Regions from separate parts of the Homo sapiens genome. Here region 2 is linked to region 1. Evidence: chromatin loops called from intact Hi-C (ENCODE). Cell type or tissue: Caco-2. All regions are shown on one strand.

What was found. A loop is a pair of places that touch in the nucleus more often than their neighbours do. Peaks named below come from ENCODE experiments on the same cell type or tissue, not always from the same donor. Only the 100,000 strongest peaks of a DNase experiment are listed, where the experiment ranks them.
Region 2: a loop joins it to region 1, with 3 times the contacts of the local background. A loop is called at or near these places in 27 of 110 quality-filtered maps.

Annotation. Positions count from the first base shown.
Region 1 is chr16:74,468,325-74,470,824 of GRCh38, forward strand. It overlaps GLG1 (golgi glycoprotein 1), which reads right to left. Exons shown (of 26, transcript NM_001145667.2): 16 at 1,661-1,749; 17 at 622-739. Among named protein-coding and RNA genes, the nearest start is that of CLEC18B, 48 kb to the left of the region's middle. In Caco-2, no CTCF peak of the experiment used is centred here; a DNase peak (open chromatin) is centred at 978.
Region 2 is chr16:74,622,111-74,624,610 of GRCh38, forward strand. It overlaps RFWD3 (ring finger and WD repeat domain 3), which reads right to left. Exons shown (of 13, transcript NM_018124.4): 13 at 1-1,961. The coding sequence ends at 1,818. Among named protein-coding and RNA genes, the nearest start is that of GLG1, 16 kb to the left of the region's middle. In Caco-2, a CTCF peak has its summit at 1,318 (motif pointing left); no DNase peak of the experiment used is centred here.

The DNA.
Region 1 (2,500 bases):
CTCCCGGTTCAAGTGATTCTCCTGCCTCAGTCTCTCAAGTAGCTGGGATTACAGGTATGTGCCACCACAGCTGGCTAAATTTTGTATTTTTAGTAGAGATGGGGTGTCGCCATGTTGGCCAGGCTGGTCTTGAATTACAGACCTCAAGTGATTTGACCGCATTTGCCTCCCAAAGTGCTGGAATTACAGGCATGAGCCACCTCGCTGGCCTAAGTCTCTTTTAGTACAGGCAGGGTTTCATCACGTTGGCCAGGCTGGTTTTGAACTCCTGACCTCAAGCGATCCACCTGCCTCGGCCTCCCAAAGTGCTGGGATTACCTGCATGAGCCACAGCACCCAGCCCCTGAGGACATTACTGATCCAGTGATTGGATCACATGCTTAGTTAGAGCCTGTCTTACAGCTGGACTTCCAGTTACATGTGGGAAGAAAGGTTTTATCATTCAAAATCAAAAGAATGACACAGGAAGCTAATGGTCGTATGTTAAAACTTTTGCACAGGACTTCAAGTCTTAACCATCACAGTAGTGGATAAAATGCCTCCCCCTTGCCCTAGCCTCTCCCCAGCTTTCCAAGCCCTGGCCCACTGTGGTTTCTGGGAGCAGAGGCTGGGAGGCATTACCATCTCCAGCTCCTCCACACGGAGCTGCCTGCGGCACTTCAGGGACACCCTGTGCTCCTTGGCTTCCTGCAGAGTGTCATTGCGCACGGTCGTGCTCAGGCAGATCACCACGTCCACCCTGCAGACGAAAGAAGCTTGAGGCTGGCTGGGGCCACACAAGGGCAGATGGCCTGAGAGCTGGGCTTGGGGGGGGTCACACCATTAAGAATTCAAGATGCCCTTTGGGGGAATGTCTTTCCTGTAAGGCTCACTGTATTTTTTTTCAGGGTGCTAAAAGCTGCAATTTGACTGTGGGTGTCATGAAAGGCAGGCAGCAGCATGAATGCTGACTACATTCCTGACAGAAGGGGAAGCCACACAGGGCACATGTGTGCAACGACAGTTCAACATCTGTGTTAAAAACATGTGACCACAGAGGAATGCTGCTCTTAACTCTAGGACTGTACTTTTGACCTACTGTGAAACTCACTCCTGAAAGGTAGAGAAACCTGAGCAAATTGGGAATTTGGTTTGTATGAGGGCAAGTGTTCTAGAAATGGTCCTTTCAAAGAGCAACATGGAAGAATTTGGACAGTCACGCTGAAAAAGCTCATCAGTTTCCTCAAAAAGACTTAATTCTTAAATGAATAAAGATTCTGTTTCTTCACTAAATATCTAATCCAATACAAAAACTGCTGCATCTTAGATGAGATGACATAACGGGACGACGCAGGGAAGAGGTCAGTTCGCCTCTTTCACTCACACTGCACCCTGCTTCTCTAAGTACACAATCCAGCCCTACTTGGTCAGTTAGATGGCCTGACCTGGAAAAATTAAAAATGCTCCTTTAGCCTATGGGACCTCCATGTGAGAACTACCATCGCCAGATGCTCTGTCCAGACAGTCCGAGTGTTTGCCACGCTAATCAAAGGAGAGATGCGGGAGGCCTCCAGGGCTAACCCCACGAGGCAGCAGGAGGGCTGCCTAACATCTCGCATACTCATTCCGGAGCTAAGAGGAACTTCGGGAAAGTGGAATGAAACAACTACAAGCTACATACTTCTTTTTTATGTTTGGGCAAAGCTTCAACACGTCCTCCTTGCAGGCCATTTTAAACTTGTAAGAAAACCGAAAATCCTTCATCTGCACCTGAAAGGTAAAGAGAAAGAAAGTCAGAAGTTTTGTGGCAACTTGTGGTCAGTAGTGGTAGGGCGCACTTTTTCATATAGCTCTCACAAGCCTGTTTACAAGACCCTGCATGGCTTGACCCACACGTGAGACATCACGACCTGCTCATCTCTCCAGTACTCCCCCTACAACAGGCAGGCTTCCTTCCTTCCTTCCCTCCCTCCCTCCTTCCTTCCTTTCCTTCCTTCCTTCCCTCCCTCCCTCCTTCCTTCCTTTCCTTCTTTCCTTCCCTCCTTCCTTCCTTCCCTCCTTCCTTCCTTCCCTCCCTCCTTCCTTCCTTCCCTCCCTCCTTCCATCCATCCATCCTAAATAAAAATAGGACATATATTTGTAATTTTTTTTTTTTTTTTTTTTTGACAGAGCCTCTCTCTTGTCATCCAGGCTGGAGTGCAGTTGTGCGATCTCGGCTCACTGCAACCTCTGCCTCCCGGGTTCAAGTGATTCTCCTGCCTCAGTCTCCCGAGTAGCTGGGATTACAGGCACCCGCCATCACGCCAGGCTAATTTTGTATTTTTTGTAGAGACAGGGTTTCACCATGTTAGCCAGGTTGGTCTCGAGTTCCTGACCTCAGGTGATCAGCCTGCCACAGCCTCCCAAAGTGCTGGAATTACAGGCGTGAGCCACCATGCCCGGCTGGAAAAAATGATTTTTTTGTTGTTGCTGTTGAGATGGAATCTTGCTCTGTTGCCCAGGCTGGAGCGCAGTGGCGATC
Region 2 (2,500 bases), 150 kb after region 1:
GCCCAGGCCCAAAGACAAAGCCAGCCAGGACCTGACCACCTGTATCCTCTTGGTGGCAATCTGCTGAAGCCAGATGAGTTCTGCTTTTTAATTCCAATCCTATTCTGCCACTGAAACTAGGCCTGGGCAACCACTCTTAATCATTAACATATCAAAAGGAGTATCTCCTCTGAGAAAAGAGCTTTTCTCAGGTTCTAGAAGCTAGCTTTTACAAAAGACGTCTTCAAATAGGGGCCGGGTGCAGTGGCTCACGCCTATAATTTTGGCACTTTAGGAGGCTGAGGTGGGAGGATTGCTTGAGGCCAGGAGTCCAAGACCAGCCTGGACAACGTAGTGAAACATCTATTTCTACAAAAAAATTTAAAAAAGGAAAAAATTATGTCCTAAAATATTAAAGGGTCATTAAAAGGCACAACTAGAACTTGGAACTCTGGGGAAATCTAGTGCAACAACCCCTTGCCGGAGAGAAAGATCCTAGAAACAGCTCTTGAATTGACAGGTCAGAAGTGTTTTATAATAAAAACGATAACAACTCTTCAATAATCATTTGAGAAAATCAGACTGTTAAGCCATTTTCTCCCATGAACAGGACACTGACCTGCCCACATCTTGAAGCATATTCTGTTGTGGAAGTGGGTTGGCAAAGTAGTCTGAGGCAAGGCAAAGAAATACAAACTGAGCCCTAGAAAAGGTTAGGGAGGCAAATCAAAGGAAACTGGAATCAAACATCAGCTTCACATGGGGAAGGCTTTAACTGGATAACTGGAATGTATAAAGAACACTTAAGAACAGCCCCTCAGTCTGAGGAATTGGCTTTATTTAGATAGGAACTCTCAAAATGGGAGACAAGTTCTTCTCATGTTTTCAATAGCAGTCTGAATAGCTTTTGTAAATTCTCTTATGTCTTTTCTCCTGATCTCTGACACTAGGGGAGACTCAAGTAAAAGCTTTGACCTATCACTCATCTTTTCCTGGCAAGAGATAGTGTTCTTCAAAGCACTAGCTTGGATAAAACCAATCCTGAGATCCTAAGCTGGCTAGAAAAAACAAAATCTTCCCCACCGCTCAAACAACTGGCCTCTTTCCTTACCTTTCGCAAAGCAATGAACTTAATGCACTAGGCATTAGCAAAGGGAATCGTTCACTAGCTGCTTCCATCACTGGGCCTGCCAATGTCCCAGCACTTCACACCTGGAACACAAGTGTTATTGCCACAAAGCACACCCAGGTGTGCTATCACACACTTGTGTGGAGATGAGACAAGTTACTAAAAGATTGTCAGCCTTCAAGGTCAGAAATAAACCGGACACAAGGTTCTACAGTGCCCTCTTGTGTTCAACTGAATAATACTCTTTTACATCTACGTTGCATCAAATCAGTACCAAGACGATGGTTAGTCCCTTCAAGGATACTTAAGTGACAGGACAACTCAGATGGGATGTCATATTCCCCAGAAAATGCTTGATGCCCACTCACATCCTAGATGATGAGAGGACACTCTCTAAGGTCCAGAAAGTCACACAGAAAATAAAGAAAATAAGAATTTCCAACATACAATAATGGTTAATGAAGGCTTTAAACCCAAGAAATGGATAATGTAGATAAAGTACCCATCAATTACTCTTTTAGTGGACATAACAGATACACAATCTGTAGTGTCTCAGTGACCTAGGGTCCTAGAATCATACTAATGCAAACAAACCATGATTCCCAATGTTCTAGACTGCAGACAATAAACAGGGATCTTGCTTGGGGCTGCTAGGCGCTAGCAAACAACATCTAACCAGCAGCATGCCTTCAAGGTTTCGAGACCACAGTCACTCCCACTTATAGATGTGGACCATCTTCTCTGTTAAGGTAGCCAAGTAGCTGTTACGGTTCACCTCAAATGGGCAGATGTCCAACACAGGCTGATCGGTCTGTAGGTCCTGGAGCAACGAGCCACTGGCAGCATCCCACAGCTAAAGAACACAAGCAGAGGGAAGGGTCAGGAGTCAGTCAGTACACGAAGGGACTTCCATTCTTCATCATCTAACAAGTCTGAAAGGCTGCAGAGAGAACACTACCTGGAGAGCAAAGCAGGCTGTCCCTAACCTTTGCAAGGTTGTTCAAAGTCAGCACACCTGACATAGTTCAGGTACAGCCTCACCTACTGTAATCAGCAATTAGTCTACCTGTAAGTGGACCTGAAATAAAGCCCAGCTTCCATTCATTCAATGTGCCAGCCTCTTCTAGGGACAGAAGGGTCAATAAGATAAAGTCCCTGTCTTTGCCCTCATGGAACTCACCCTTTTTTTTCTTTGAGACGGAGTCTCACTCTTGTCACCCAGGCTGCAGTGCAGTGGCACGATCTTGGCTTACTGCAACATCTGCCTCCTGGGTTCCAGCGATTCTCATGCCTCAGCCTCCCAAGTAGCTGGGATTACAGACATCCACCACCACGCCCGGCTAATTTTCTTGTATTTTTGGTAGAGATGGGTTTCACCATGTTGGCCAGGCT